2 separate regions of the Homo sapiens genome follow, and region 1 is linked to region 2. A link is an interaction called in ENCODE POLR2A ChIA-PET data of the cell type or tissue named here. Cell type or tissue: CD4-positive, alpha-beta T cell. All regions are shown on one strand.

The links. ChIA-PET counts read pairs that join two places held together with the same protein. Peaks named below come from ENCODE experiments on the same cell type or tissue, not always from the same donor. Only the 100,000 strongest peaks of a DNase experiment are listed, where the experiment ranks them.
Region 1: POLR2A ChIA-PET joins it to region 2 with 5 read pairs; 7 of 35 experiments call an interaction of 5 or more read pairs at or near these places.

The regions. Positions count from the first base shown.
Region 1 is chr1:31,979,454-31,984,453 of GRCh38, reverse strand. No RefSeq gene overlaps it. Among named protein-coding and RNA genes, the nearest start is that of KHDRBS1, 32 kb to the left of the region's middle. In CD4-positive, alpha-beta T cell, no CTCF peak of the experiment used is centred here; DNase peaks (open chromatin) are centred at 2,183 and 2,843; H3K4me3 peaks cover 312 bases; H3K27ac peaks cover 1,818 bases.
Region 2 is chr1:31,887,418-31,892,417 of GRCh38, reverse strand. No RefSeq gene overlaps it. Among named protein-coding and RNA genes, the nearest start is that of PTP4A2, 48 kb to the left of the region's middle. RefSeq lists enhancers at 2,734-2,883, 3,174-3,223. In CD4-positive, alpha-beta T cell, no CTCF peak of the experiment used is centred here; a DNase peak (open chromatin) is centred at 3,037; H3K27ac peaks cover 1,074 bases.

The sequences.
Region 1 (5,000 bases), 92 kb before region 2:
AATTCTCCTGCCTCAACCTCCCAAGTAGCTGTGATTACAGGCACCTGCCACCAAGCCCAGCTATTTTTTGTATTTTTAGTAGAGAAGGGTTTTCACCATGTTGGCCAGGCTGATCTCAAACTCCTGACCTCAGGCGATCTGCTTGCCTTGGCCTCTTAAAGTGCTGGGATTATAGGCCTGACTCACCATGCCCGGCCTACTGTCTGATTTTTTAAATTAAAAATATTTTGTTTTTGTTTTTGTTTTTAGTGACAGGGTCTTGCTATGTTGCCCAGGCTGGAGTATAGTGGCTATTCACAGGTGCAATCATAGCTTACTGCAGCCTCAAACTCCTTGGGTCAAGCAATCCTCTTTCCTCAGGCTCCTGAGTAGCTGGGACTATAGGCACATACCACCACACCCAACTTGAAGTTTTATACATGTATATACCTGTATAACCATCAACCAGATCAAAATCCGGATTATTTCCAGGACCCTAGAAGGTTCTCTTGGCCGCCTTTCAGACATACCCCCTGTCACAATAGAAACGATTATTTCTGACCTCCATTACCATCAACTAACTATACCTGTTTTTGAGATTTTTCTAAATGGAATTGCATGGTGTACATTATTTTTGTTCTGGCTTCTTTCACTCAATATTATAGCTATAAAATTCATCCATGTTAGTACTTAGTACTTGTTTTTTTATGTATGTGGTATAGTATTCTATCAAATGAACATATAACAATGGAGGCATTTGGGTTGTTTCTAGCTTTTGGTTATTCTGAATAATGCTGTTACAAACATTCTTTTACATATGTCTTTTTGGTAGACTCAACCATTTATTTTTCTTGGCTATATATATTTGAGTGGAACTGCTAGGTCAGAGGGGATACGTATGTTTAGTTTTAGTAAATACCGCCAGTTTTCCAAAGTGGTTGTACCAGTTTACACTCCTTTCAGTGGTGTATGAGAATTCCAGTTGTTAATATTGTCAGTCGTTTTAATTTCAAATTTCAGCCATTCTGATAGGTACGTAGTGGTATCTCACTGTTTTAATGTATCTACCCACATAGTAATAAGTAATAATATTTTTTGTTTTGAGACAGGGTCTTTTTCTGTTGCCGAGGCTGGGGTGCAGTGGCATGATCATGGCTCATTGTAGCCTCAACCTCCCAGGCTCAAGCAATCCTCCTGCCTCAGCTCCCTGGGTAGCTGGGACTGCAAGTGCATGCCAACACATCTGGCTAATTTTTAAGTTTTTTGTAGAGATGAGGTCGGGCTATGTTGCCCAGGCTGGTCTTGAACTCCTGGCCTCAAGTGATCTGCCCGCCTCGGCTTCCCAAAGTGCTGGAATTACAGGCATGAGCCATCAAGCCCGGCCAGTAATAATGTTTTTACATGCTTGTTTCTTGTGCTATTTGGCCATCTGGATGTCTTTGTTGAAGAGTCTGTTCCCACTTGGTCCCCTCACCCAAGGATGTCTCTCCTACACTCAGTAACCATTTGATGACCTTAACTGATGGTCATTCAATGGTCATCCTTGTGCTGATCACACCCAGATCTCTGTCCAGAGATCCTGCTCCCAAATGCCATACCCACATATTCAGCTGGCTCTTTGATATCTCTAACAGAATGACCCATGTGCCCCTCAGGATCAATATCCAAACTAAAAGCTTCATCTCCTCTTCAGCCCCTAATCCATTTTCCTTCCTTTCTGCTCAGGCCACTCCAGGGCACCCAGACTGGCCCATCATCTTCATCCTCACGGACTCTGTGAATGTTTAGGCCCCAATCTCACACATTTCAAGAAATGTGGCCAGGCGTGGTGGCTCACACCTGTAATCTCAGCACTTTGGGAGGCCGAGGCAGGTGGATAACTGGAGGTTAAGAGTTCGAGACTAGCCTGGACAACATGGTGAAACCCTGTCTCTACTAAAAATACAAAAATTAGGCAGGGGTGGTGGCAGGCGCCTATAATCCTAGCTCCTTGGGAGGCTGAGGCAGGAGAATCCCTTGAACCTGGGAGGCGGAGGTTGCAGTGAGCCGAGATCACGCCACTGCATACCAGCCTGGGTGACAGAGCGAGACTCTGTCTCAAAAAAAGGAAGGGAGGGAGGGAGGGAGGGAGGGAGGGAAGGAAATAAAAATATGCACAGCCTGTTTCCTTTCCCCACCCCACACCCTCTTTGCCCTGGATACCTCCTCCTTGGGTCTCAGCTTACATGCCACTTCCTCTGGTTTAGGTGTTTCCTCTGCTGTCTTCCAGTGCCAGTTCCTTCCTGTCAAGTCATTTATCACACTGGCTTATAATTACCAGTGTCAATGCCTGAATCCCTGGATCATCTGTTGTTTTGCCTGCTCAGCATTCTTTCCCCTCCTCTCAGTAGTCTAGTTTTCGCTAGGAGCCATCTCTCCATTCTTGCTCCGTGTGTTGGGGTGTGGCTGCAGAGAAGGATGTGCATATCACCCAGGCCCGACAAGTCAGCATATTCCATCCTTTAGTTCTGTAACTGGGTCAATGTTAAGCACAGAACCAAGGTAGTTGATCAGAGCAATCTTAGGATTTTTGCTGGAACAAATGGGAAAGAAGCATTCTTTTTCTGAGGGGGTTACTACAGGGCTAAGATGAAAGCCTGGAGCCTGGGGGATCCTGGTCTGGGGAGTGACCCAGGCCTACCTCACCACACATTTTGGTGGGAGATCTCCCTTCCACATTACTAAAGCACATAGATTCTACAAAAAAACATATCTCCACAGCCCTTTTGCAATTCTGGTGCAATAGTGGATTTTCTAATTATCTTCATTTAGCTTTGTTGTCAAACTACAGAGTAGTAGGGGTTTTTGTGTGTGTGTATGTGGTTTTTTTTTTTTTTTTTGACACGGAGTCTCACTTTGTCGCACAGGCTGGAGTGCAGTGGTGTGATCTCACCTCACTGCAACCTCTGCCTCCCAGGTCAAGTGGTGATTCTCCTGCCTCAGCCTCCTGAGTAGCTGGAATTATAGTCATGCACCACCATGCCCGGCTAATTTTTTTGTATTTTTAGTACAGACGGGGTTTTGCCACGTTGGCCAGGCTGGTCTCGAACTGCTGACCTCAGGTGATCTGCCTGCCTCAGCCTCCCAAAGTGCTGGGTTTACAGCTGTGAGCTACTGCGCCCAGCCTGAGTAGTAGTTTTTGAGAGCACAGATTCCGCAGTAACTTAAGGGTTTGAATCTAGCACTGCCATATGTCACATGTGACTTTGAGCAAACTGCTTAGACTCTCTGTGCCTCAGTTACGTCATCTGTAAAATGGAGATGATAACAGTACTTACTTTATAGTGTTTTTGTGAGAATTAAATGAATTGATTAATGTAAAAGGACTTGTTTACACTGTGGGGAAAATACCACCCGGGACATTTCACAAAGGAAGTGAAAGCAAGGCCAGGTTTCCAAGTGGCTAAAGATGGCTTTGCTGGCAGTGGGGAGTGTGACAGGCTAATAGCCTGAGCGTCTTACCAGTAACTGCTAGTGAATTCCCTTGTTTTCTCTATTTCATCTGTTGTGTGTTCTTAATCTCACACTGACATCTCCGATGAAACCCTTTTCAAGTGTTTGGCATCTCATGGGGGTTTGACAGCAAGGGTGGTAGCCAAGCGGGTTTAACTCCAAAGGGATAATGGTGGTGTTTGCTGCAAAAACTTGAGAGGTAACATTGTTTACAGTGTACAGAGTATTTCATTTGCATATTAAGTTCACTGACTGCGATTCTAGCACGTATATAACCACGTTACACAGAAAATTCAGAAACTCCTCCAGCTACTACCTAACTCTGGAACTGCACATACCTGGGACATAGTAAAATATTGCAATCTTAATAATATAGACTTTGGCCAGGCAAGGTGGCTTATGCCTGTAATCCCAGCACTTTGGGAGGCTGAGTTGGGTGGATCACCTGAGGTCAGGAGTTCGAGACTAGCCTGGCCAACATGGTGAAACCCCGTCTCTACTAAAAATACAAAAATTAGCTGGGCATGGTGATGGGCACCCGTAGTCCCAGCTACTTGGGAAGCTGAGGCAGAAGAATTACTTGAACCTGGGAGGTGGAGGTTGCAGTGAGCCGAGATTGCGCCACTGCACTCCAGCCTGGGCAATGGAGCAAGACTCTGTCTCCAAAAAAAAAAAAAAAAAAAAAGAGAGACAGAGAGAGAATATAGGCTTTGGGGTTGGTCATACCTGGGTTTAGGTTTCGTCTCTGCCTTTTGCTTGCTTGTGTGAACTTAAGCTAGTAATTTATCCTTTCCGAGCCTCACTTTTTTCCATGGAAATGGATAAAGTAATTGCTCCTAAGGTCGCTTCATGGTACAGTCCAGGGCTACCAATCACAACATATTCTATATATCGGTAGCACATATCTTACAAGGTGGATGTAAAAATTAAATGAGATGGTTTCTGTATTGCAAATAGCTCAGCGATGGGCTGATAGCACTTAGTACATCTTAGTACATGTTAGTTGCTATTATTAGGTATTTATGTGCAGAAGTCCTTCTGATAATAATTGTCATAATAGCAAGAGTGGAGTCGGAAGAACTGATGAGGAAGGCTTTCTGAGGAAATTCTAAGTTGTTTTATTTTTATTTATTTATTTATTTATTTATTTATTTATTTATTTATTTATTTGAGATGGAGTCTCGCTCTGTCGCCCAGGCTGGAGTGCAGTGGCGCGATCTCGGCTCACTGCAAGCTCTGCCTCCCAGGTTCACGCCATTCTCCTGCCTCAGCCCCCCGAGTAGCTGGGACTACAGGCGCCCGCCACCATGCCCGGCTAATTTTTTTATATTTTTTAGTAGAGATGGGGTTTCACCATGTTAGCCAGGATGGTCTCGATCTCCTGACCTCGTGATCTGCCCGCCTCAGCCTCCCAAAGTGCTGGGATTACAGGTGTGAGCCACCATGCCCAGCCGTTTTTTAATTTTTTTAATTTTTTAAATTGTATGTCCTCTGGTGTTGAAACTGAAAGATTCTAAGGTTTAAACTGG
Region 2 (5,000 bases):
TCAGCCTTGGTCTCCCAAAGTGCTGGGATTATAGGAATGAGCCACAGCGCCTGGCCAGATAATTGCTTTTGAATACTGGAAGACTATTTCTTCAGTTTTTAAAAATTCTGTTTACAATGTGATGGCTACAGACATGATACACTTTTAAGTAAAAGCCGCATTACTAACATTTTCTCCTTTACTTTCATAAGTCTAAACAATCAATAAAACAATAAATAAATCAAGTTCTGACTTATAGCATGTGGTAATTTCCATGGTTAGTTTCAAGCTACCAATTGACATCACTGAACACAGAGCTGGGAAACGAGGTGCAGTGGCACATCATTATGGCATTTCCACCATATAGATACAGTAAGTATAAGAGCATGGATAATAAAGCCTAGTAAAATAATTAGGAAGTGATGAGTTTTAAGAATTTATGACCTTTGTTATTAATTTAATTTATATTTGATTGTAAGTCTCTTCAACTAATTTTTTAATAATGACTGTATTGGCTGGGCACAGTGGCTCACGCCTATATTCTTAACACTTTGGGAGGCCAAGGCAGGCAGATCACCTGAGGTTGGGAGTTCGAGACCAGCCTGACCAACATGGAGAAACCCCATTTCTACTAAAAATACAAAATTAGCTGGGCATAGTGGCGCATGCCTATAATCCCAGCTACTCAGGAGGCTGAGGCAGGAGAATCGCTTGAACCTGGGAGACAGAGATTGCAGTGAGCCGAGATCGCGCCATTGCACTCCAGCCTGGGCAACAACAGTGAAACTCCATCTCAAAAAAAAAAAGCTGTATCTAACAACCAGCTTGCAACATTTCTGAAATTTAGTAATCAGCTCTCATTTGATGCAAGCTGGCTCCAACCAACAAACCACCGTGTCTAGTCAGTCATTTCCATACTGATTCTCTGCCACAGCCCATCAATCCATCTGTCACTTTCTCACCTGTAACACATACATTTACCCTGTGATTCATTTTCTATTCATTCCTCAAGCCACCACAACCTGACTTGTCGTTTCCACGACAGACCCTTTGCTAGGAAGTAAAGGATTCTTTTCTTTCCCTTGCCCTGTGAATTCCAGTGTCCTCAGGGCTCTGTCTTGGGTCATCTGCTTTCTCTTTCTATACACTGTGCTTTGGTGATCTCATTCAAACCCTGACATTAAGTATACTGATGGCTCCCAAGTCTATAATTCTAACCCATGCGCCTCTCTGGAGTTCCAGACCCATGTGTCCAGCAGTCTATTGGACATCACTTGTTTGTCTTCTTGGTAATTCAAACTCAGCATTTCAAGAACATATTTGTTGTTTCCCCAGACTCCAACCTCCACCTCACAAATCTGATGTCGCCTCTCTTTTTCCTGTCTCATTAAATGGAGATACCTTACCTACTAAGTCATCTGAGCCAGACACCTGGGAGTCATCCTCACTTATTTTTTTTTTTTTTTGAGGAGGGGTCTCACTCTGTTGCCTAGGCTGGAGTGCAGTGGCACAGGTCTCAGCTTACTGCAGCCTCTGCCTCTGGGCTCAAGTGATCCTCCCACCTCAGCCTCCCGAGTACCTGGGACTACAGGCACACACCACCAGCACCCGGCTAATTTTTGTATTTTTGTAGAGATCGGGTTTCTCCATGTTGCCCAGGCTGGTCTTGAACTCCTGGACTCAAGCAATCCACCCATCTCGGCCTCCCAAAGTGTTGGGATTACAGGCGTGAGCCATCGAACCCATGCAGTGTCCTGATCCTGGTTCAATGCAGCCTCGATCTCTCCAGACTCAAATGATCCGCCCACCTCAGCCTCCCGAGTAGCTGGGACTACAGATTCAGGGCATCACGCCCAGCTAATTGTTTTATTTTTTATAGAGATGGGGCCTTGCCATGTTGCCCAGGATGGTCTTGAACTCCTGGCCTCAAGTAATCCTCCCACCTTAGCCTCCCAAAGTGCTGGGATTGCAGGCATGAGCCACCACACCCCACCCATCTTCACTTTTTACTCTGGTACCAAATCCAGATTGATCCAGTCATTCATTTATCCATCTGTTGAACTTTCCGGCAAATATTTAATAGAACAGCTGCATAGTATATTGGGTAAGAGCACTGGAGCCTGAAGTCAGCCTGCCAGGCATCAGATCCTGGCTCTGCCATTTAACTAGCTTTGGAAACCTTGGGAAATTTGCTTGCCCACTCTGTGTTTCAAGGTTTTTTTTTTTTTTGACAGAGTCTCACTCTGTCATCCAGGCTGGAGTGCAGTGGTGCGATCTTGGCTCACTGCAACTTCTGTCTCCTGGGTTCAAGTGATTCTCTTGCCTCAGCCTCCCACATAGCTGGGATTACAGGTGTGTGCCACCACACCCATCTAATTTTTGTATTTTTAGTAGAGACGGGGTTTCACCATGTTGGCCAGGCTGATCTCAAACTCTTGATGACTGTCTTCTTATAAGGACAACAGTTATAGTGAATTAAGTGTCCACCCTACTCTAGTGTGATCTCTTCTTAACTAATTACATCTACAATGACTCTATTTCCAAATAAGGTCACATTCTGAGGTACTGGGGGTTAGGACTTCAACATAGCTCTTTTGGAGGGACATACTCTGCTATAGTCAGAATGTTTGTGTTCCCCTCAAATTCATATGTTGAAATCCTAACTCCTAAGGTGATGGTATTAGGAGGTGGGGTCTTTGGGAAGGCAGAACACTCATGATTGGGATTAGTGCCCTTATAAAGAGACCCCAGAGAGCTAGCCTGGCCCTTCTACTATGTGAGGACATAGTAAGAAGGCACTATCTGTGAACCAGGAAGTGGGCCCTCACCAGACACTGAGGCTGTCAGGGCCTTGATCTTAGACATCCAAGCCTCCAGAACTATGAGTAACAAATTCTGTTGTTTATAAGCCACCCTGTTATAGCAGCCCAAATGGACTAAGACAGCGTTCAATGCGTAACAGGCAGGAACTCTGATACAGGAATCATATCTGCTTTCTGACCTTGTGTGGCTCACAGTCTAATGTGCGGCAGTTGTTAATGTCTTACTTCCTGTCCCCGCCCACCGCGACTGTCTTAGTTCCTTTTGTCTCACAACAGCCTCCTGAGTAGACCCTAGTCTGGCCCCACCATAGTGCATCCTCCATGGGGTGTCAGAGTGATCTTTCCAACACATAGGTTGATCATGGCACCTCCTTCTGAAGCTCCCTGGGCCTTCAGGTAAAGGTTTAGCATGAAAAATCCTTCTAGTTCTAGCTCCTTCCTGCTTGTCTGCACTGAACCTTATACCACAGCCCAGAAAACTGTTTGTAGTTCCCTGATCATATTCTTCTTCTTCTTCTTTTTTTTTTTTTTTTGAGATGGAGTTTTGCTTTGTTGCCCAGGCTGGAGTGTAATGGCGCAATCTCAGCTCACTGCGACCTCTGCCTCCCAGGTTCAAGCGATTCTCCTGCCTCAGCCTCCTGTGTAGTAGCTGGGATTACAGGCGCCTGCCACCACACCTGGCAAATTTTTGTATTTTTAGTAGAGACGGGATTTCACCATGTTGGCCAGGCTGGTCTTGAACTCCTGACCTCAGGTAATCCACCCATCTCGGCCTCTCAAAGTGCTAGGAATACAGGCGTGAGCCACCACGCCGGCTATATTTTTTAAAATTTAAAATTACTTCCTTAGGCACAACTCAACAACAAAAAGACAAACAACCCAATTTAAAAATGGGCAAAGACTTGAGTAGACATTTCTCCAAATAATATATATAAATGGCCAAAAGCACATGAAAAGATGCTCAATGTCATTAATCACTAGATTAATGCGAATAAAACTACAATGAGATACCACTTCATACCCACTAGGATGGTTATAATAAGAAAAGTAACAAGTGTTGGCGAGGATGTGGAGAAGGAGAAATTGGAACATTGCTGGTGGGAATGTAAAATGGTGCAGCTGCCGTGAAAACAATTTGGCAGGACCTCAATAAGCTAAACATAGAATTCATAGAATACTGTCTGACCCAGCAGTTCCACTTCTAGGTATGTACTCAGAAGAATTGAAAACAAGTGTTCAATTGATGGCTCACGCCTGTAATCCCAGCATTTTGGGAGGCTGATGCGGGAGGATCACCGAGGTCAGGAGTTCGAGACCAGCCTGACCAACATGGAGAAACTCCATCTCTACTAACAATACAAAATTAGCTGGGTGTGGTGGCACATGCCTATAATCCCAGCTACTCAGGAGGCTGAGGCAAGAGAATCGCTTGAACCCGGGAGGCGGAGGTTGCGGTGAACCGAGATCACACCATTGCACTCCAGCCTGGCCAACAAGAGCAAAACTCCGTCTCAAAAAAAAAAAAAAAAAAAAGAAAAACAAAAAGAAAACAAGTGTTCAAATAAAAACTGTACACAAATGTTCATAGCAACATTATTCACAATAATCCAAAAGTGGAAATGACCACCCATGGATGGACAAAGAAAATGTGGTATCTCTATACAATGAAATATTACTCAGCCAGACTGGGCGCGGTGGCTCACGCCTATAATCCCAACACTTTGGGAGGCCGAGGTGGGTGGATCACTTGAGGTCAGGAGTTTGAGACCAGTCTGGCTAACATGGTGAAACCCCGTCTCTACTAAAAATACAAAAATTGGCCAGGCACGGTGGCGGGTGCCTGTAATCCCAGCTACTCGGGAGGCTGAGGCAGGAGAATGAATCACTTGAACCTGGGAGACAGAGGTTGCAGTGAGCCAAGATTGTGCCACCGCCCTCCAACCTGGGTGACAGAGCAAGGCTCCATCTAAAAAAAAAAAAAAAAAAGAAATATTACTCAGCCATAAAAAGATGTGCAGTCCTGAAGTCCTGATATATGTCAGAACGTGGATGAGCCTCAAAACCCTAATGTTAAATGAAAGAAGCCGGACAGAGTCACATAACGTGTGATTCTGTTTATATGAGTAATATCCAGAAGAGTTAACTTTATAGGGGAACAAAAGTAGATTGGTGGTTGCTAGGGGATGAGGGGAGGGGAAA